2 separate regions of the Mus musculus genome follow, and region 1 is linked to region 2. The links are chromatin loops, found by intact Hi-C in ENCODE. Cell type or tissue: heart. All regions are shown on one strand. Each heading gives the region's core, and the rest is flanking DNA. Links, peaks and the distances in the headings are about the cores only.

Region 1 (11,742 bases), core at 1,343-9,342, 51 kb before region 2:
GGAGCAGGGTATGCAGAGGCTTTGCCTCTGCTGGCTTAGGGTGAGAAGTACCTCACAATGGATGTGAACATTGGACAGATTTTAGGAGCATGATGTTTGCCTCCTCCGAGAGAGAGGAGTCAGAGAGAGAGAGGAGTCAGAAGGTGGCCGGAGTTATCATTGGGTCCCCTGAGCTCCATGAAGGACCCTCTGTTGTCCCCTTGATGATTTATCAGGCATGAGAGTAGCAGACAGGATTGCCTTGAGAAACACACAGACAACAACGGTGGTGAACACATTTCCCTTTCTTGATACCACCCAGAAAGTCTGCTACATACCTGAGTTAGCCACTAGATTGCCTGTCCCGACTCATTGAAGTGCTCCCCAGGGAGCCACTTCTGATTTGCCATGGTTGACAGCATAGTGGAAGATAGATATGACAGCGCTTTGTAAAGCAGGCCAGTGGCAAGCTGGCCCACAGTAGAGAAACACTGTAGTTCACAGACCATGCAACCGTGTTTCCACGAGATGTTATTACAACAAATGAAGAATTTTTTTCCTTTTTTTTCATTTTAATCTTTTTTGACTTTTTTTTAGTTAACCATTTTTTATGCATAAGTGCTCAAATGCATTTCTCTTTCTTTCGAAACTAGTTAATCGTTAAGTTGACAATGAGAGAATTCTCAAGTTCATACCTGGCAGCAGGCTCCCACTGATCTTCCCCTTACAGACAGATAACAGACATTTCAGTTTTACCGTGCTCATTTCTTTTTGCTGACTTAAGGTCAGAACTTTTACAGACAACAAACAACCCTAGGGTTTCTTTTTCCAGTTTACACAGACCGGTCCCCACAGTGCAGAATCCATTTCTCTTTCGTCTCAACAGTAGACAACTAGGATGTGGATCTCATATTTATAAGTATGCATTTTATTTAAGAGGAAGTATAGGCTTGACTCTGGTTCACAATTTCGTACGTAGCTGGTTTGACGTAGAACTTTGTACTTCCCTTGCCGAAGTGAATTGTTGAAGGCTGCAACCCACCCACCTTGAGTGTAGCAGACTTCAGTGGCCCCGAGATCGCCAGCCCTTTGCACAGGCAGCTGGGAATTCCACCTGAAACAGCTGGTCCCTAGGTTAGCGGGTTCCCAGCCCCCCTAATCAGAGACTGAAGGACAATTGACTTTTATTTTTGTATTTAATTGACATGAATGTAAAGGGGACAGCTCAGGGTTGTTTTGGAGCCTGTTTGACTTTGTAATCTCTGCCTGTGATTTTCTTTTCTAAATGACGACTCCGTGTAACCACCTGGACTAAGTTGAGAAGGAAACTGCCAAATGCTTTGGGTTTTTAGGGTTTTAATAGGTAGACTCTGTTCTATTATTAGGTGTTAAGAGTTTCCAAACGTGTTTTCTTTTTTCTTTTATTGTTTGCTTAAACTTTGAAGAAATATGTGCCTCAGCTTAGATGTTTTGTCTTCCCCTTTCTGCACTTAAATACCTGACAGCCTGTTCGATCGCTGTGCCTCCGAGGGCGCTTCTAGCTCATCGTAGATTTGTGATGTCATAGTGCAAACTGCAGTGACCGGTAAAATGACCTGACATGTAACCGTTTTCAGGGAATGCAGAGGGTGTTAACTAATAGACAAAACCTTTATCCCGCGTGCTTTGCTTCACCTTGTGCTATATAGCTCTTTGGCTCGTGAACCTAATTGTAAACTTTCAGGTATTTTTGTACAAATAAGGGACTGATGTTCTGTTTCTTGTTATTAGAAATAAACATTAATAAAGCGTTCTTGGTGTCCTGTCGTGTTTTTTTTTTAATGCTTGCGCCGATATCTATAAACTGGGCTTGGGGCGGGTAAGTTCAGAGGGTAGGAGTGCCTGCCTGCTGCGAGCACAGGAGAAACAGATTTCAGATCCCCAGTACCTGTGGAAATTAGACAAGGTGTGGAGCCAGTTCAGTTATGCCAAGACAACCTTGGCCAAGAATCACAGGCCTGGGCTGGAGAGAGATGGCTCAGATGGTAAAATGCTTGCAACACAAGATAAAGATATGTGTTACAACCGGGTAGTGGTGGCACATGCTTTTAACCCCAGCACTCAGGTGGCAGAGGCAGGCAGATCTCTGACTTTGAGTAGAAATCTGTCTTGGAGAAAGAAAGGAAGGAAGGAAGGAAGGAAGGAAGGAAGGAAGAAAGAAAGAAAGAAAGAAAGAAAGAAAGAAAGAAAGAAAGAAAGAAAGAAAGAAAGAAAGAAAGAAAGAAAGAAAGAAAGAAAGAGAAAGAAAGAAAAGAAAGGGGAAAAAAGCCAGAGCCCCCAGGGAAACCAGTGGTAGCACACACTCATAATCCCAGTGCTAAGGACAAAACCTGACCTCGGGGCTCTCTGGCACCCAGCCTAATTGATAAGCTCTGAATCAAATCAAAGAACCTGTCTCACAAAACAAAGTGGATAGCACCTGGGGAATGACACCCAAGGTTAAACCGGTGGCCTCCACACAAGCAGGAGCATTCTGTTCATGGACACCTCTATACCCAGGACTATGTACAGGCATGCATAAGGAATCACAGAACTTGGAGGGTTTCAGAGAATCAGATATCCACGAAGTTTAATAAACGCCTCCAAAATCAGACCTTCACATTTGACAAGGTATTAAAACATCAAGGATCTGGGCTATTCTTGCCAAATCAGAAACTAAGGGGTCTTATAAAGACAGCTCAGCAATTAAGGGCACCAGCTGCTCTTCTAGTTTGGTCCTAGCATTGACAAGACAACTCACAACCACCTGTTAATTATAGTTCCAGGAAATCAGATGCCCTTTTCTGGTCATCTCGGGCACCAGGCATATAAATGGCACACGTATATGGGAACAAAACATTTATACACACAAACTAGAATATACTACTATTGAAAGGAATTGGCAAATTAAGAAAATGGACACGCTGGCCATTGCTATCATAAGCCCTCACTGGAGGGCTCTCTGTCTTCATGCCTCCTTCACAACCTACCCCTGTCACCTGCAATGTTTGGAAGACTAGTTCATGTAGTTTTAGAGCAGGAGTCCCTAGACTATGGAGATGATTCAGTGGACAAAATGCTTGCTGTGTCAGCATGGGGAACCAGAGTTTGGGTCTCCAGAACTTAAATAAAAGTCAGGCAAGTGTGGCAGCTCTGCAGTCCTCTCATGTAAGGCAACAGTCTGTACGACAAGCAGGCTAGCCAAACTAGCCAGAACTGGTGAGCCTTGGGTTCTGTGAGAGGCACAGTTTCAGCACATTTAAGTAGAGGGTCTCCAAAGAAGACAACCGATGTCTACTTCAGGCCTTGACATGCACACCACACACACTGTGAATCTGTCCCCTCACAAAAACAAGCAAATCTCAGAGGCAGGGCAATGATGCACCACACCTCCATCCCATCATGACACAGCACTGCTTCACAGGTCATAGTGAGAGCCAAGGCCGTGATGGCATGGCCAGACCACAGTTCCAAATGTACTTTGGTCACTCCAAATAGGCCAACAGAAGCCAAACAAAACAGCACATGTGGGAAGAAGAAAAAAATGCTCTGAGCACAATGTGAACCTTGATATCACTGCTTCATAAGTGGTTAAAGTATATCTTCTGTGCCAAGCAGTGCATATAACTATAATCCTTTAATTCCAACACTTGGGCGGCAGAGGCAGGAGGACAGTTCTGTCAAGACTGACCTTAGCAATAGAGGCCTGAAGCCAGCTTAGACTATCTGAGACTCTGTTTCAAAGGTTATCTTTTCAGTGATCATGAAAACACTAAAGTAGAAGATTCAATCACACGACTTTGTACATTTGCACTTAGACCTCACTCTTAAAGATTGGGAACAGGGCTGGTGAGATGACTCAGCGGTTAAGAGCACTGACTGCTCTTCTGAAGGTCCTGAGTTCAAATTCCAGCAACCACATGGTGGCTCACAACCATCCATAATGAGATCTGACTCCTTCTTCTGGTGTGTCTAAAGACAGCTACAGTGTACTATACTAACATAATAAATAAATCTTTAAAAAAAAAGATCGGGAACAGGATGGAAAATGCTTCATGGACACTATCAGGTTTGTCTCAGTGTGTTTTCTATTATGGTGATAAAACACCATAACCAAAGTCAACTCGGGGAGTTAAGGGTTTATTTCATTTTACAGTTGTCCATTTGGAAGGGAAGCCAGGGCAGGAACTCAAGGCAGGAACTGACTCAAAAGCCATGGAGGACCTCCTCACTGTCTAACTTCTAGCTCGCTCAGTGTGCATCCTTACCTGTGCCAGAACCACTTGCCCATAGACGGCACTGCCTGCATCAATCAAGAAGACACCACACAGCCCACAGACTGGCCTACAGTGTGACAGAGGCGTTTTCTTAATTTGAAGTTCCTTCTCGGATGACTTTGTATCAAGTTGACAAAACATTAGCCAATTGACTTTCTTTTCACCTTGATACACAACCTCATCACTATTAAACCATAAACTTTCCTTTCTTGTTTGTCCCTAAGGATCCATGTTAATATCACAAAATAAAACAAAGCAGAACTTTATAAAGTCTGTAACACTGTAAAAGTCCAAGTTCTATTAAAAAAAAAAAGTCTCCTTGAAAGTCCAAACTCCTGGGGCTACAGAGATGGCTCAGTGGTTAAAGGCACTGACTACACCTTCCAAAGGACTGAAGTACAAATCCCAGCACCGACATGGCAACTCACAACTGTCTGTAACTCTAAGTCGGACAGTCTCACCTAGACATACATGGAGGCAAAATGCCAATGCACAAAACAATAAAAATAAAAATTTTTAAGAAGCCCAAACTCTCAACTGTGGACTCCTTTAAAATGAAAAATAAATTACATACTTTCATTTTAAGAGGAATGAACCAGGACATAGTCACAAACAAAGCAAAACCAAAATTCAACAGTGTAAATTAAACCCTGTAGCTCACAGTTGCGAATCTGGGCTGCACCTTCACAATGACCTCTCCTGGCCTCACAGTGCCAAGCCTCAGCTGTTCTCCGAGACCCTGCATGCCTTCAAAATCAGGAGCACCTAGGAGACTCTTACACATCTCGAAATTCAGCTGCCAGCATGAGATGAAACCTTGGTACTCTCTAGGCCACAGTATTTGTGTGCTAACCCTGAGGAAAGAATTTCAAAAGATTTCACCTCAATGATACTAGTCTCCTCTTAATACTGGTTTCCTCTTAACCATAGCTGATTTCTCAGCTCCAGCTGACCCGCAGCAATCGTCCAACTAAAGCAGCAGTCTCAACACGTGGGACATGACCCCTTTAGGGTCGAATGAAACAACCTTTTTACAAGGGCCATGTATCAGATATCCTGCATATCAGATATTTACATTACAATTCATAGCAATAGCAAGACTGCAGTCATGAAGTAGGAACAAAAATAATTTTGTGAGGGGTCATCACAACATGAGGAACTGTGTTACAGGGTCAGCATTAGCAAGCTTAAGAACCACTGCAGTGAAGCAAAGCTTTCACTCCAGTCGTCCTGATCTTGTCTTGATCCTGGAGGACTGATTCGGCATCCCTAGCTGACCACACACTCCAGAGGATTACTTTAAATCCGCCACATGAACTGCCCTGCTAGGGGCTCTGAGAGACACTCAAACTTCCTTCTGAAGTTTCACAAGCCAGGCCTCCATTGTCTGAACTTTGTAGAGCATTGCCTTCTAAGCTCCCACAATAGCTTATTAGGCTCTGAGAACTCAATGGCTTTTCCAGGCCAACGTTCTGAACACTTCCACAATCAGCACTTCCCTCCCACCCTACACCCGGATGATGGGATACGGAACATGGTCAGATCTGCCCCGGTATCAATTGATGTGATAAGACTCAAAGCAAGACCAAAAGCAACTTGGGAAGGAAAGGGGCTTTTCCAGTTTATAGTCATTCATGAAGGGAATCAAGGCAAAAGTTGAAGCAGAGACCATGGGGAAACACTGATTACTGACCTGCTTGCTCTTCCTGGCTAACCTCAAACTCGGAGATCCAGCTCTCCACCTCCAGGTCTGCCTTGAAGTGCTGGGATTAATAGTATGCACCACCACCACCACCCAACTTGTCTGCTTTCTTAAACAACTCAGCACCACCTGGCCTGAGATGGCAACCCCCATAGTACAATCCTGAGATTTGCCAGAGAAAAACCAGTTTCACTATTTTGGGCAGCATTTAAAGCAAGCTTTATTAAATATTAAATACTGACCAAGAGGTGGACTTGGATCAGGACCACTCCCTGGAATTTTCCAGATCAATGGCCTCATCTATAAGCAGTGGCTTCTAAAGGCAAACCCATAAGCCATGGTGCTTTCCCATCAGGCTTTGATTGCTTTCTGTTATTTTTCCAGAACCACAACTCCCAGTATTTCAGGAAGGTACCTGGTCCTTTGGCAGGTGGAGCTTACAGGTTAATTTTGGGCATTACAGATAGGCCCTCCCACATCAACCAAGGAAAAGCCCCACAGACTTGTCTCTAAGCCAATCTAGTGGAGGAATGTTCTCAGATGCCTCTAGCTGGTGACCATAACAAACTAACTAACTAACTAACTAAACAACCAACACTAGCTTTATGTGTCATCCCATCATCCACCACCGTGGTGTGGCTGCTATCAGAGCCCTGGAGAAGCAGTAAGATGAAAGTGAGCCAAGTGAGCCATGCCAGTCTCAGCCCCAGAGGGCATCCTCAGGATAAGTGGCAGATTTTGAGAAGCCATGAAAGACCTTGCACAGTAAAGGGAGTTGATATCATTTGTCCTTTTCTGATAGATTGTGTGTTTGTTTTCTGGAATACAGGGCACACCTTCCAACTATAGGTTTGATTCCTTGAACTAATTCATGTATTACTTCTGGGTGTTTTGTTGTTGTTATCGTTGTTTTGGCTTGCTTTAATTTGGTTTATTTTTAGTTTCTAACTAGTACTAGAGATGAAACCCAGCACGGCACACATGCTAGGCAGGCACTCGCTCTTCCACTGAACTATGTTTCCTTTTTTTTTGGTTTTTCGAGACAGGGTTTCTCTGTGTAGCCCTGGCTGTCCTGGAACTCACTCTGTAGATCAGGCTGGCCTCGAACTCAGAAATCCACCTGCCTTTGCCTCCCGAGTGCTGGGATTAAAGGGGTGTGCCACCACGCCCGACTTGAACTATGTTTCCAAGCCCTTAGTTCGGTTTGAAAGAGCTCAACTGTTTGTGTATTGGATCACTTTTCCCTGCTGCTCCTGGCATCTGCTCTTCCCAAACCCTTTACTGTCAGTTCTCCTCTTTGCTACCTTCTCAACTACTCCTTGATGTTGGTACACAAAATAAATCAGCAAGCCCTGTGACAAAGGGCTGTGTGGATAGCTCAAGGCGATTATAATGGCTCATCTCATTAAATCCTCTCTCCCACACGTGGACTCACACCTTCCAGATGGCTCTCCTGAAAGGCTTTCCAATAAATTTTACAACCGGAAAAACATTTTTACTTGGTTTTTCCATTGAATATTTATTAATCAGATGTCATTTTGGAGGCTTGTTATTTGAAATAAAAGTTATTGCCAGTTCTTTTAATAATAAAATCTGTTGGAATTATAGCCAGACCTCTGTATCAACCAATCTCAGTAGATTTAACTAAGCCTGAACTGAAAATGTTGCACTGTTGCTCATAGAGGTTACATGATATTAAATATTTATAGCCTCCCATTTCCTTATTCCCTATGGTAGGTATATATATATATATATATATATATATATATATATATATGGCAACCTTTATATTAGATACTATAAGTATTCTATTGACAATATTAAGCTTACAAGAGGATATATTTAGTGTATACACAGATATGATGTCATTTAGTATATGAGACCTGAGACTATACAGATTTGAGTATGTGCAGGTTTGTTTTATCTATAGAACATATTGAACCAATCCCCCACAGATAAACAGGGACAGTACTGTGTGCTTTCTCACATATACACTGATGTCTGTGAGGTGCAGCACAGAATGCTAAGGGAAGTAAGTGCAAACGGAAGCTCTGGGTCAGAAGGGAAATTCATCTGGAAGGTGAGTGATTAGCATCATGAAGATGAAGTCAGGCAGCTGTGGCGCACACCTTTTGATCCCAGTGCGTGGGCAGTAGATGCAGGTGGATCTCTGAGTTGGAGGTCAGCCTGGTCCATAAAGCAAGCTCCAGGACAGCTAGAGCTGCACAGAGAAACCCCATGGGGGTGGGGGGCAAAAACAAAAGAAGATGTGTGACCCTCTCTTCCCCTCTGTTAGTCACCAGTCTGCCAGGACAAAAGGAGAAGCAGGGGGCAGGGTACAGACAATGGAAGGATGATTGACTTCTGGGGTCAGCTTCAGCAAGACAGCTTAACTTTATTGGAAATGAATGAGGACTATATAGATTTGGGGAATGGGTAGGAAATTTTAAGATATATATTATTGACTAGGGTGGACACCTGGGAATGCTTCATTTATATGAAGAGGAACTCTTACTAGAAGATAAGTTGAACCTGTAATCTGGCCAGAGGCTATAGGACTTTCCTCTTGTTTGTTTGATTGATTGATTGATTGATTGATTGATTGATTGATTGATTGATTAATCTGGGGGGGGGGTGGGAAGGACTAACTGGTCAGAAACTGTACCTAGTTATCACAGGGTGGGAAGGGCTAATCAGGATTTATGTGCTGAATCATGCTGTACTTGCAAGAAGCTCTGTGCATAGTCATCTTCTAGATACAGTCACACCCTTGTGCTTAAACATGCTCTCCAGATAAGATCAGGCAGAGAAGAAACAGCCTTGCTGAGAAAAGGAGCCCTCCGTTTTGCACTGAGCTTGGACATGGACTGCAACCTTAAATAGCACGGCCTTCCAACAAAGATGGACGTGGCCAAAGGTGGTCTTAGACCTTGTGTGTTCTGTCCAATGATACCAGTAGCCCATAGAACTTCAAATTCATATTCCCACTAATTAGACAGTAAAAGAGGGCCATGGTATCCCAAAGGCACAAGACAAGAAAAACAAGAAAGACTCCAACTCAAAACAAGGTGGAAGGTAAGACCCAACCCTTGAAAGATGTCCTTTAGTGTCTACACACACAATATGCACACATCCATGTTCACCATACATACACACACATCATTAAGTAATTAACTAAAACCAACATAGTAGTGTGTTCCTGCAGTCATGACTCTAAGAAGATAAGATCAAGGCCAAGAAATTCTTTATCCTCTGCCCAAAAAGAACCCAAATACATAAAAGGAAAGCTTTAGCCTCTCAATTTCTCAGCTCTGTTTTTAGTTCTAAGTAGCAACATTGAGCTAGTGGCTGTGCAGAGAATGCAGAGGGTATACTCATCATCACAAAAGGGTCAATTAAAAGGCACCAGTCTAAGTGAGACAGTGAAACATAGAAGTAGCAATGGTGGATTGGAGTGAGCAGTAAGTGATTCATTGGAGAATCTGCCCACACTGTGACTTGCCCAGTTGTCCAGAAAAGCTCGGCTCTAGATTTGAGAGTAAGGACTTTCCACTTACCCATCCCATCCTACAGGCGAGACATGGCTGGGTCAGATTAATTCACATTCTAATGGACTACCTACTACCCGGATTCAACTTGGTCTTTTTACTCTCTTCTAATAAATGAATGACAACGCTTCACAGCATAGGTGTATATTAGATGCAAAATTCAACTGTTTGGGCCTCCTCTACACAGCTCTCTGAAGAAAAACAGCCCCAAAACATGCTTCCTAACTGAATGTCAGCCTTTCCAGAAGCAAGTGGGGAGCAGAGATCGAAAAGGTAAATTTTATATTTCTCAAGATAGGCACCTCTTCCCCAGGACTGCTATCCATGGGAGATCTCTCCAGACTCAGAGGAGCTGAACTGTCTCCGTATAGAACACACTGGCCTGTACAAAGGCAATTGACATAACAGCTGGAGTGAGAGAAAAATATTGGCTGGCAGAACTTCCCAAAAGATGTCCTTGCCAAGGGTTGAAGAGATGGATCAGTGGTTAAGAGCACTGTCTGTCCTTCCAGAGATGCTGGGTTCCCCAGCACCCACATGGCCACTCACAACTGCTTGTAACTTCTGTACCAGGGTATCTGACATGCTCACACAGAATACATGCCATCAAATCACCAATACACAGAAAACAAAAGTAAATTATTAAAAATTTTAAAAATAAAAATAAATAAATAAAAGATGGCCTTGCCTTGGCAACTGCATTTGAAATAGGGATCATAGTCCAGGGTGTGGCTCAATGGCAGAGTGCTTCCTTGGCACCATAACATTCATCGATGAATTGAGTTAAAGCAGATTTGATGCTTCAAAAGTTATTTAGGCAGAGCATAGTGGTGTTTTCTGTTTTGTTAGTTTTGGAAGGCCAATTTACCTCCCCGGCCTCTTTCAAGTTTGAGATTCTTGATGCGTTTTGAATTGAGAAACAGGCACTAACCAATGAGTCTTTAATTTGTGCATAGAGTGAAGTACACTATTTTTAATTTTACTTACAATCTGGCTCCAATATACTATTGTGGTAGCATTCCACAACTGTAACAAAGTACTGAAGATAATAATTTAAAAAGAGGAAATGAAGCGGGTGGTGGTGGTGGTGGTATATGCCTTTAATCCCAACACTCAGAAGATAGAGGCAGGGTGATCTCAAAGGCTAGCCTGGTCTAACACACAGTGAGTTCCAGGGCAGCCAAGGGTACACAGAGAAATCTTGTCTGGGGAAAAAAGGAAATGGTTATTTGGGCTCACAGTTTTGAAGGTTTTACAATGAGCTTGGGTCAAACCAGTATGTCATAGAAGGGATGCATAGTGCCTCAATGAGGTTACCTCGTGGTGGACAGGAAGTGAGATCAAGTGGTAGGGGGAAAGAGAGAGAGAAAGAAAAAGAGAGGGAGGGGGAGAGAGAGAGAGAGACATTGCCCTTCAAAGAATTAACTTCCTTCCTCTAAGCCATACCTTTTAAGTTTTATAAGATTTCCCAGTTGGCTGGGGCCTTTGGGGGATATTGTTGATAATTAGCATGGTGCATTCAGTGATAACATATGCTTGGCATACTTAAAGGCCTGGGTTCAATACCTAGCATATTTTAAAGGAGTATGTAGGTCAAGCTTGCCATACTCCTGTAATTCCAGCACGTATGAGGCTGAAGCAGAAAGATCAAGTGTTTGAGGCTAACTTCAGATATATTGGGAGCTAGCGATTAGTCATACTGAAATGCATACTGAGACCCTGTCTCAAAAGGACAAAAAAAAAAAAAAAAAAGGAGTAAAGAGCCATATTAACTGGTGACTAGCAAAGGAACTCTGTGTTGGTCTCACTCATTCCTACAGCCCTAGGTACGAAGCAAATACCAGACTCTCGATAGTCCTGCTCTCTAAGTTCTACTCACCTAGCTCCATTTCAACATAGGCATCTGTACTGATTGGTTCTGTGTCAACTTGACACAAGCTGGAGTTAGCACAGAGAAAGGAGCCTTCCTTGAGGAAATGCCTCCATGAGATCCAGCTGTAAGGCATTTTCTCAATTAGTGATCAAGGGTGGGAGGGTCTATTGTGGGTATCGCCATCCCTGAGCTGGGAATCCTGGGTCCTATAAGAAAGCAAGCTGAGCAACACAGGGGAAGCAATCCAGTAAGCAGCAACTCTCCATGGCCTCTGCATCAGCTCCTGCCTCCTAGTCCCTGCCCTGTGTGAGTTCCTGTCCTGACTTCCTTTGGTGGAACAAACCC
Region 2 (11,742 bases), core at 1,713-9,712:
GTGTCTGATGAATCATTTTGAACGCATTTAACATCACAAAATCTGTCCAGCCCCCCTCCCATCCCAGACAATGGGGAGCATGGGGCAGTGCTGGGAACAGGACATGAAGGTCAGCTCCAATGCTAATCACAATGGATTTGACTCATCCCCAGTACTTACTCTGATGGAAAATCCATCTTCAATTACAAAGCTCTGGACTAAGGGAGGGATTTAGAAATGTATCCTTTGTTTAGCTTTCAATTGTCTCTCACAAATTTAGCAACTATTCAGGAAAGACATGTTACAAATGGGGAGGACAGGATTCTAGCAGGTTGTCTATCTTTCTTGTTTTGCAAATACATTTGATTTTTACCAAACATAAGTTCGAGACACTCAGTTTCTCCAGCATGCTAACTTGTATCTGAATCCTCACTTAAGGCTCACTATGCCTTCCTGACCAAGCACAGAGCCAGGGAACTCCGTGAATCATCAGAAGCTCACAATCCCTCTGCGGTTGAACCAGGCGCTTCTCTGCCTTGTGTTTTGAGCTCTTGTGATGTAAATTAAGGGTCCTTTCGCCCCCTAATCTGTTTTGACCTCATCTTTTATATTGTTACTGTTTTTCTTGTGATTTTACTGTTTAAAACGACTCTCGAAGAAATGTACTGCAAAAAGATTTGTCTCATGATCTGCAGCCCAAGTAAGCCGCAGTAAGTGCCTGGTAGAAAAATGACTGTATGTCAGCTTCACTCAGACTTTTGGAATGTTGAAGAAGATAACGAACACAAACTCTTGATAGCTGCCTGTGTGTCTGACTTGGGTAATATAAAGAAAGTACCATCCTGATAAGCAGATTATAGGCAAAGGTGCAGGTCACCAGGAGATGGGATTCCAGGAAAAGACATATATCTCTAGCTTTGGACAGAGCTGTGCTGTCTTAGGCTCTCGGCTGAGCCTCCAGAGATTGTGGTCCTACCCTTACCCATTCTTCAGGGGCTGCCGTGGCCGTCTTCATTTCTCAGCTGAAAAGTGGGGCTCGAAGTGCAAGGCTCTCATTCAGATGGCTAACAAAGGGTACATACAGGCAGAATGTGGGCCAGAATGGGAACCAGTATTTGTCATTAAAGTCGGAAGGATCCATAACTGTGTGCTTCTTGCATTTTACTGTGATATTTTTATTTTTAAATGAGGGTGCTGTTCTGTCTTCTGCTGACTGTCTTGTGAGATGTGGAGTGGTCATTGTGCAGCACTGTGTGGATCCAGTGGCATGTCTATCTCATCCAGACATAGAAGGTGGCAAGGGATGCTGGGTTGGGGACTGAGGGTCTTTATGATATAGAATCTCTGCTCCCTGGACTTGCTCACCCCCCTGCCCAGTTCAGAGTTATAATGTTTTATTGGTTGATTTCTATTCTCTCTGTCGGCAGTTTTCAACATGGATTCCCGTGAATTCCGGAGGAGAGGCAAGGAGATGGTGGATTATATAGCTGACTATCTGGATGGCATTGAGGGTCGTCCAGTGTACCCTGATGTGGAGCCTGGCTATCTTCGGCCCCTGATCCCTGCCACTGCCCCCCAGGAGCCAGAAACATACGAGGACATAATCAAAGACATCGAGAAGATAATCATGCCAGGGGTAAGTGAGTATGGATTTGAGGTCAAATAACAGCTGGGCTTATGCCTATAAAGCACCCCCTGAAAGCTGTACTTCCAGTGTCATGGGGTCACCACAACACGTAAGCTAAAGAGAAACTACTAACCTCTGTTTTGCTTTCAGCGGAGACAGCTTAGGTTTAGAGAAGTTAGGTGGTCCATGAAGCTCTCATGGGAGAGTAAAGGATAGAGCCAAACTACATAGGCAGTGCAAGGGCTTTCTCCAAGGCCTCCAAGACCAGTATTTGCATCACCATACAGGGTTCCTAGAGGGTTATTCTTTGATAGCACGAAAAAATAAGCTCCTAGTGGTCGATTGCAAGCAGTTTAATTAATTACCCTAAATAAAGGTACTTGCATCGTTCTTAGATCTGCCAAAGGCTAACGTTCATGTACCCAGAAAATGTTTGCTCCATTTTGTTTGGGCATGGACAGTTGTGCACAGGTTCTGCCTAAGGGCACAGAATAGCTGAGCTATCCCTGATAGTCAGAGGGATCAAAGGGTTGCAGTGAATCTCAGTGCCCCGTCTCCAGAGTACTACTTTACCCAGCAAGCAATTTACCTAAAAGCCTATCCTTTAACATGGCCTTGAACAAATGGGTGTGACCCTGATCATTAATTCCTGAACGAAGTCTGGGCCTGGTGCTGGTAACACTGGCGGATTGCACACACCCCTACTGGGGCTTACTAGTTGTGACTTTAAGGTGACCGAGGAGTAGGCAGGAGGGGATCTGACAGAGTGGACAGTCTGCTCTTGTTTTCACAGAGAACACAGAGGCTCTGGGGAGGCGCATAGTCAGCCAAAGTCCTGGGCTTCAGAGGCAGCTCCTCGGTTCCAGAACATCTCTCATAGCCCTCGTCAAGTTTCATCTTAAGGAGATTTCCCATGGCATTTGTTCTTTGAATATAACTCAAAATTCTGGCTCTGGCTTGGGAGTTGAGCAAATAAACTAAGCCGTTCAGCATAAAGCCAGTACAGGGAGGCCTAGTCAAATGTCAGGCCAAGTAGGAATACAGGAGCGCAGTGCTGGAAAAATGTGCGGTCCTCCCGCAGGAGTCTGTGTTCTATAGGAGTATTTACTGTGCAGAGCAAAGCTGGAAAATGCAGAGGCTCTGGCATTAGCTCCCCAAGTTACAGATCCAGCCAGCCCCCTGCTAGCTGTGGTTAACCAGAAGTTAGGTGAAGAGTCTGTGCTGTGCAGAGCCAGTGTAGAACTATCCACCCCACACATTCTGTGGCTATTCACAGAGAGGAGAGCAGGGGAGTGCGCTTTCCAGTCAGGATTCACCCTGGGAGGGCGGCAGACAGTGTGGAGCCTCCAGGTACCTGAAAGAAACTGAGGCCCTGGGCCCCATCTGTGCCCTCTGGCCCTCTGCCTTTGTGCAGTCTTTGGCCTCTTCCTCTATGGGGCTTTGCAATTACACTTTATAAAGGCATTTCCGCAAAGACAAGCGAGTTACCACTACAGATGTTTTGGTTTTTATCTGAACATTCTTTTTTTTTTCCCTAAAGCCTCATGGGCCTCACTCCTGCTCTGCTGAACACATCACTCAGCCCGTGAAGTTCTCCAGAGCCTCCGAGACTCACTGTCAGCCCCTCCCTCCCCCTCCCTTCCTCCCTCCCTCCCTCCCCCTTTCCTGTTCTTCATTACCCTGATTTTCTTCCACTCTCACTTTTTTTTCCCCCTCTGGCTCTGTCCCACTCCCAGGCCTGGAGACAGACTTGCAATGAGCCTTGCTGGAATCTTCCAGCTTTTAATGAGCTATCCTAGTTGGCTATCTTCTTAATCGGGGCTTGCTCGTGCCACATAAAGGCCTAGTGTGGTTTTACTGAGAAAAGACATGTTTATATCTTTGCAAAGACTATGAAAAAAAAAAAAAAAAAAGCAATGTGTTAGTCAGCTTTCTGACCCTGTAACACAGCTGGAATGACAAACTTACATGGGGACAAGGTTCATTTTGACATGTAGTTTTGGAGGTTCAGCTGCAGGACTCCTTGGTCTTGTTGCTTTTAGCTGGTTGTGAGCCAGTACATCATGGCCGAAGCACACAGCAGAGGAAATCGACTCACTTCAGGGCTGGAAAGCATTGGGGGGGGGGGGGGGGCGGGGAGCGGGGGGGGGGCGGGGGATCGCCATCACAGCCTCCTTTGAGGGCACATCAGCAAAGGCCTCTTAGTATCTCCCACTAGTGCCACCTTGGGGTGTGAGCCTCAAACTTAAGGAGCTTTAGGAATTCTTAAGAGCCACGCCATAGCAAGATGTTATAATAAAGAATGTAGACGTGGCAGCTTCGACATGTCTCAAGTTTGTGGAGGTTGGGTTCAGATAAGGGCTTCTTAAGTTACAGAGAGCAGCTTTGTACCCCACAGTGGTAGGGAGCTAGCTCTGGTCTCCTCCTCCTCCTCCCCCACCACCACACTTAACGTCTCCCCTCTAATAGCTCCTTCTATGCCTGACACCCAATGCTCCTCACATCCTGCAGACCCCTACTTTCATCTTTACTTGAATGTTTACATGGAGTGATTTGAGCTCGCAGCTTCTATAATGACAGGATCTAGGCCCCTCCTGCTCTCAGGGATCGTCTTTCCTTGTACTCTGGCGAAGAATGAATGCTTCTTTTCCATCTCTGCCCGCAGTTCACTTTGTGAAATCTCTTCCCCAGGACAGGCATATCCTTTAAAAATATATATATATATATATACCAGCCTAAGACTGTGCCTCATCACAGAAATTTGTACTTTGTACAGAGGAGAGTTTCTGAGTACATGTTCCTTACACTGGAAAATATATCCTGATTTCAGAGATCTTAAAACCCTCAGAGTTTTGTCTTATAATCACTGAAAAAGAAACATTTATTTGACTAGAATCTGGAGGAGAAAAGTCAGAAATAGTCTCACCTGGCTAGCGATGCAGAAAGAAACATAGTTTCTGGTTTTGGGAAATCAGGAGTGGACCATTTTTCCAGAATCTTTTGATCAGAACCATATAAGCATTCTGAACTTTTCAGAGAGAAATGTTTCCTTAGCCTGCTACAAACCACCACACAGAAGATCAACTTTCAATATTTCAAAAGTGGAATTTTTTATTTAATGAAATTCGGTGGTGGGGTGGGATTTGTGTTCAAACTTTCCAAATGGATACAGTCCGTGCCCTCTATAAATTCTGGAATTGTTAGTCTATGATCAGTCTCATATCTCCTTATACGAGCCCAAATCCCATCACAAAGCCCCACTCTCATGATCTACGTACCTTGCCAAAGCCCTGTCTCCTAATACTGCCATTTGGGGCTGGAGATGTTGTTTCAACTTACACATTGCAAGGGAAAGACTGCTCATGTAGCCAATATTGGTCTGTGTGTCCTTACCACTATCCTGGTTCCCACCATCTTAGGGATTCCAAAGATCACCACCTATGAGGCTCTTTTCCCTGTCAGTCTGAGCTTTTCCACTGTACCTAAGTCAGGGTTGGCACGGAGTAGGTTGTTTTCCTCTTCTGTGCTAGAGGAAGCAGGGGAGATTGTGGCTATTATGAGAAACCGAGGTAGCAACAGCTCTTCTTAAAGGAACTGATTGTTAGATGGACCAGATTGTACAAGACAGTGGAAAGGGACAATACCCAAAAAAAAAAAAAAAAATTGTTTTTAAAAATTGGGTATTAAAAAAAAAACCAAAATAGACAAAAGCAACTGAATTTGCTAGGGCAGCTTTGAGAAAACCAAGCCTTTTGCACTAGGATCTCGGTTGTGTGGTGCAGTGCTTTCCCTGTCCAGAGAACCCAGGAAGAACCCAAAGAGGTATTGCTGTCGCTCCTACCTAGAGACTTCACGTGTTATGAAAAAAATATAATAATTCCTACATTATCTTCTGAAGACAGCATTTCCTTCTTGACTAGCAAAGATATTGAAGCACAAACAGGAAGTCTGTTTACTGTAATGATAATGGGGTGAAATTCAGACAGAAAGTATAGGATGATTGAACTTGAGAAACTCTGCCCAAGTTGCCTTCTACAGGTACCTTGAGGAATTCACCACTTTGTCCTAGAGTAACTGTCCTCCTCCCCACAGGTGACACACTGGCACAGTCCCTATTTCTTCGCTTACTTCCCCACGGCTAGCTCATACCCAGCTATGCTTGCAGACATGCTGTGTGGTGCTATTGGCTGCATTGGTTTCTCCTGGGTGAGTATCTCCAAGACACTGTGGTGGGGTCTATTCTTGCATGAGACGGTGATCCCTTTGCACACAGGACAGAAACAGGTGGCTCTGTCACCTGTAGGTAGCAGGGCTACTTTGCAGAAAGCAGAGCTTGGGTCCCAGGGAGGAAGTTTCTAAGGGAAGAGAAATTCTGAGTGGAATATGGGAGAGGGAGGAAGGAGAAGGAGAAAGATAGAGGGGAGAGGGAGGAAAGGAGAAGAAGCAAGGAGAGAGGAAAGGAATGGAGGAGAAGGGGGAAGGGGAGAGGAGAAAAGGGAAAGAAGAGAAGCGAAGGAAGAGAAGAGAAGGAAGAGAAGAGAAGAGAAGAGAAGAGAAGAGAAGAGAAGAGAAGAGAAGAGAAGAGAAGAGAAGAGAAGAGAAGGAAGAGCAGAGCAGAGCAGAGCAGAGCAGAGCAGAGCAGAGCAGAGCAGAGCAGAGCAGAGCAGAGCAGAGCAGAGCAGAGCAGAGCAGAGAAGAGAAGAGAAGAGAAGAGAAGAGAAGAGAAGAGAAGAGAAGAGAAGAGAAGAGAAGAGGATTCAGCATAGTACTGTTTTTTGGTTTCTATTTGTTTGGTTTTGTTTTTTTTTTTTTGTTGTTGTTGTTTTTAATAACCACTTGATTTGAATCAAAATCCCAGTTCAAGGTTGTGAAGCTTCCATTCCCCCAAGACCAGAAGATTGCTATGCACTCTGACTTTGGAGACGGTTCCTACCCTTGACTCATTCATCGGCCTCCCACCAGCCTACTGTCCAGCCTATCTGATGGGCAAGGAGGCAGAGCAAAAGTGCTAAAAATAGGCCCATGCCTGCCTACAGGCTACTCACCCCTCCCTGTGTGAGGTCCTCTTCTACATGGAGTAAAGACTTAGAAAGTTCCCTACTGAAGGCATCTGGCCTAGGTCTCCCTGAGCTCTGTGTCCCAGCTGTGTGCTTCAGGCAAGATTTGAAGCAGATGTCATTGGCTCTCAGGTTCTGAGCCTGCTCACTCCATGAAGAATTCCTCAAAGCCTAGAACTGTCTTGGGCTCTCTAGATAGAGAGTGAGTGTCTCTCATATTTGTGCCTTAGATTCTTGTGCTTATGAATTCTCAGCAGCCATCAGGGCCCAGCTGAGCTGACTGCTTTACCACATGGCACCTGATTTTCTTCCAGCTGGGATACTGAGGGGCTGGGCTAGTGGGAGTCACAGCTCATGGGAAGAGCTGAGATGGCCTTCTTGCTGAACTGTTGCCATTGCTCTTAGGTCAGGCACTTGGGGCCTTCTTCTATAGACCAAGCCTAGGATGAGTGTATCCTTTTCTTTCATTAAATGTTGTTGTGGCAGGTTTCATTGGTGTCATTCTGCTGCTCCAAAAGCCACTGCATATATTTGTCTGGAGACCCAAAATCAACCTCTGACTTATCTGCTTTTCTAGGATGGTCTTGGTTGAGGAAGAGCCTGACACAGAGGTTGTGTTGCTTGATAGCTGTGGTTCATAACATGGAATGTTGGCTCCTATACTGAGAATTAGCATTAGCTTGGCTGCAGTAGCACCCAGCAGGATGGGGATAACCATCTAACCAGCAGGGGGAAAGTCCTCAGTTCCTCTTGTCATCAATGTGTCATAATTCCAGAATGCACAAGAGCAGCCTGGTCACCATGTTGTGCCCCTTAGGTAAAGACCCAAAATAAATGGAGGCTCAAGTCACTTTTGCCTGGACCTGAGAGTACCCAGCTAGCTACTTTCTGTGTGCAATGAGAGGAGAGAAGCCAGACACCAAATCACTGGGGAATTAAAAGACTACATGAGATGAGTGGCTTATCTGATGTTGCCTAGCAGAAGAAAGTAGGCAGTACCTGTTTTCTTGGCTCCATCCTGCCCTATAAAATTTGCTCCTGGCCATGGAGGAGGGTCTTCTAGTAGACCTTTTTATATTGTTCTGTTATATGATCAAGCACACCGAGCACAAGCAGGCAGGCATGGTGCCATCCCCCTTACACCAATCTGGATGAATGAAAGAAGCTATATCTGAGACTGAGTTCAGGCATTTGAGGCCCACCTGAGATTGAAAGAGTTTAAATTTGGGTTTTAGCCAGGCATTGGCCCTAAACTCCTCAGGAACTGGGCTGCTGTTTCAGCATTAGCTCTTAAAGAACCATGGCTGTGTATGTGGTGGGCTGGGGAAGATGATGCATCCAGGGAACGCTCTCAGCTTATACCCTGTGACCTGTCATGGGGAGATGATACAATTGGTGGGGTAACTCAAAAGGGGCCCATAGAGGTCTACCCTCATGGATCCCTGATGGATCTCATCTGGAAGGAGATGAGGAAGAGAGAGAAATGTCTTCCTTGTAAAGCTCTGTCAGTGTTGTCAGGCCCAGGCTCTGCTTCCAGGCCTCCTGGCAGAGCCAACCCCTGAGGCGCCCTGGGATCTCTGGGAAATGAGAACATAGCATTGTCTCGATCCATTTTCAGGGGGAGAACAAAATGCTGTAGCCTGAATCCTTTATAAACATTAGAAGTCTACTCGAGGGTGTGAAGAACATGCTACTGGCATCTGGCAGCAAGGCCTGCTGTGTGATCGCAGCAGAGAATATGCAGCGGGCAGCAGGCATGCGTGAAACAGACAAGAACTTCTGTTCTTGGAGTGAACTTCCTTGTTTCCATCTAATCCACTCCCGAGACGACCCACTTTCCATCAGTTCACGAGCAAGGAGCCACACAGGCTGGCTGACCCGTAAACTCCCCCACCTCTTAATATTCTCATCGTGGGTTCAGGTTTCAACATATGAATGTGGGAGACACACTCAAATCCCAGAAACCAAGGGATTAATTCCCCACCAAGGGTGGATTTGGGGGGCAAAAATGTGAACTTTTTGTTAAATTGATCAAATAAAAACCACCAAAGAAACAATGCTTTCCTGTGTCACTCCTTTGTGCGGAGGCCAGCTGCCTTGTGGCTTAGCTGCTCACTTTCTCCCCCAACCCCCACTGCAGGCTGCAAGCCCAGCGTGCACAGAGCTGGAGACCGTGATGATGGACTGGCTGGGGAAGATGCTGGAGCTGCCAGAGGCCTTTTTGGCTGGAAGAGCTGGGGAAGGGGGAGGAGTGATCCAGGTAAGGCGGGGAAAGCGGGAAGGCAGACTTTTGGGAGTATGGGCTCCACAAAGGACCACAGCTGCAAACAGAAAGCGGCGCCCACGTTGCTTTTGGCCGTGCCTTTAGGTTTCTTCCAGAGAACAGGAAAGCCGGGGAAGTATGCTCTTGGAGAGTTGATGGAATCTGGATTTAGATCCTGGTGCTGTTTCCCATGAGCACTCATCTCCACTGGCTCTTCTGGTATATAGAACTAAAGCTAAAGCATAGGTAGATGTTGGCGTACCCATTGCTGACCTCCATGTCTAGGCACTTTCCAGACACACTGACTTCTCACTGTGAATTAGGCACTCCATTTGACAATCAAGGAAACTGAGGCCCAAAACAACTAATAACATACCACTCAGCTTCTTGCTTGGGAGTTACAGACCTTGTGTCTGTGTATTCTAGAACCTAAGGTCTTGCGGCCACCACAGAATCCTATCTTTACCACAAGTGACAGCTGTGGCCATGCTTCGATGGCTGTATGTGCTACTTGGCTGTATGTGTTATTTGTCTGTTTGCCAACAGCTTACCTAAGGCTTCTGCTATGTCTATGCATACATTTAATTCATTCTCTGTATTCATCAGGAACAACTGTAGAGCTTACAAGAGGGCACACAACAGATGCAAATGACAGCCGTGGTGAATTTTCCATTCCACCAGGATCTTCAGAGTGAATGATTGGAATTTATGCTTTTTTTTTTTTTTTTTTTTTAAGACAAGGTCTGACTATGTAGTCCTGGCCTGGAACTCACTATGTGGAGCAGGCTGGCCTTGAGCTCTGAGGTCCACCTGCTCTGCCTCCCAAATGCTGGGATTAAAAGAATGTCCCATCATGCCCTGGCAAATGTGAATCTTTACAAAACATTTTGTAACACAGACAATGAACTCCATTAACTCAGCAGCCCTCCTTATGTTGTTTTTCTCATGTCAAGTTCATGGTTTTAACACTGAGAAAGTATTACTAACCTTAGAATCAAGAAGTTTGTGTGTGTGTGTGTGTGTGTGTGTGTGTGTGTGTAACATATAGTTTTTTCAGAAGCTCTGATAAGCAGTGATAGCTCCACATATCTTATGGATGAGAGCACTGAGGCTGACAAAAGAATGCCTTTGTGGAAGATCACATGTCTGCTATGGACAAAGTAAACTAGGAAGCAAGACCCTTGTCTTGTTGTCCTGGGACTATTTGTTTTAACTTCCCATGTATTTTAACCTCCAATGTATGGTCTCTTTCTTAAGGGTGCTACATGCAACTTAGTGGCTTTAAATACATTTCTTATCCTATGGTTCTGAAAGTCTGGCCTAGGTTTTAGTGAACTAAAATCAAGACTGTCATCTTAAAAGCCCAAGGGGAAAATCCATTTCCCCCACCTCCTCAAGTTTTCTAAAGCCTTCTGGAATTCCTTGGCCTGCTACTCCCATCTCCACCTCCCAAAGCAGCTGCATTCCATCTCGCTGACCTTTCTCTCACTGTCATGTTCTGACTGCAGATGTGAAATCGGGTCTCCACTTTTAAGGACCCATGTGATAGGATTGGGTCCACTCCGATAATCCAAGGTAATCTTTCCAAGTCAAGGTTCTTAATGTAATCACATTAGCAAAGTCCCCTTTCCCCTGAAAGGTAAACAGTCTCTGTCTGGGAAAGAGGCCTGGCATCTTGGTGATGGGAGATGCAGCGCGTGTTGCATGCAGTCTGCAGAAGCTCCCAGAGAGGATTTGTTCTCAATGGCTTCCTAGCCTCTGCCCCTAGAGAGCCAAGCTCAGCAGGGCTCCAGTGGGCCTGAGAATGTAATTCTTGTTCATTCTAATGCATTAGAGTGGGCAAGCCAGCAGTCCCTGTGGCTCAAACCATTCTTTTTTAAAGTCTTTGAATATGTCCCTTTGTCATAACTAGGTCACTGTAAGTAGGGAAGCTGATAAAAATGAACTACTAGAGTTAGGGAGGCTGAGAGTCACCTGTAATACCAACAGTTGAGAGGAGGAAGCAGGAGGATCGGGGGTTCATGGCCGTCCTTGGTGAATTCACGCCAAATAATTCTGGGTCATGCCTCTGAAGACGGATCTGCTGGCTTCTTTATCCCTGAATGGCTGCAGACTCTCTCTGGACACTCTGACTTGATTGTCCTTGTTAAGGACGACAAGCATGCCCCTGGGACGATAAGCATGCACCAGGGTTAAGGTTAGGGTTAGGGTTAGGCCATTAGACCCTATTAAATAAATAAATAAATAAATAAATAAATAAATAAATACATACATACATACATACATACATACATACATAAATAAATATTACCATATGGATTTTATACTATAACATACTAGTACACACATACACATGTATGTAATAAGTAAGTGTACACATATGCTGTACCATAACTGAAGTATGAATGGATACTATGAACCAGACTTCTCAAAATGACAGCTGGAATGTTCTCGGGAAGTCCCAGTATAATTTCACAGAACTTCTTTTTTCTTTTCAAAGGTTGTGTGGCATGGTCAGACTTCCTTGGGTAATGTTACAAAAAGGCATGGCACAGATGCTGTTCTGGCTTGAAAAGGGGCTGCAGCACACGTCCCCAAAATACACAGTCAGAGATGTTTCTTCTAGGTGAAGCGCTGGTGGCTTTCCAGGTGTTGACGCTGGAATCCTGATTTTCCAGGGGCATGCTTGTCGTCCTTAACAAGGACAATCAAGTCAGAGTGTCCAGAGAGAGTCTGCAGCCATTCAGAGCTACAGAATCCAGCAGATCTGTCTTCAGAGGCATGGCCCAGAATTATGGTTTATTTATTTCTGGGCA

What was found. Hi-C counts contacts between places; a loop is a spot of excess contacts. Peaks named below come from ENCODE experiments on the same cell type or tissue, not always from the same donor. Only the 100,000 strongest peaks of a DNase experiment are listed, where the experiment ranks them.
Region 1: it touches region 2 in a loop (1.8-fold over the local background); 2 of 42 quality-filtered maps call a loop at or near these places.

The regions. Positions count from the first base shown.
Region 1 is chr11:11,920,537-11,932,278 of GRCm38, reverse strand. Grb10 (growth factor receptor bound protein 10) reads left to right here. Exons shown (of 17, transcript NM_010345.4): 17 at 1-1,780. Among named protein-coding and RNA genes, the nearest start is that of Ddc, 28 kb to the right of the region's middle. In heart, for the core only: no CTCF peak of the experiment used is centred there; no DNase peak of the experiment used is centred there; H3K27ac peaks cover 3,402 bases.
Region 2 is chr11:11,870,315-11,882,056 of GRCm38, reverse strand. Ddc (dopa decarboxylase) reads left to right here. Exons shown (of 15, transcript NM_001190448.1): 2 at 1,407-1,615; 3 at 5,699-5,812; 4 at 8,804-8,923. The coding sequence starts at 1,415. It overlaps 1700042O10Rik (RIKEN cDNA 1700042O10 gene), which reads right to left. Exons shown (of 4, transcript NR_045178.1): 2 at 10,901-11,093. Among named protein-coding and RNA genes, the nearest start is that of 1700042O10Rik, 8.1 kb to the right of the region's middle. In heart, for the core only: no CTCF peak of the experiment used is centred there; DNase peaks (open chromatin) are centred at 2,446, 3,176, 6,626 and 8,876; H3K27ac peaks cover 8,000 bases.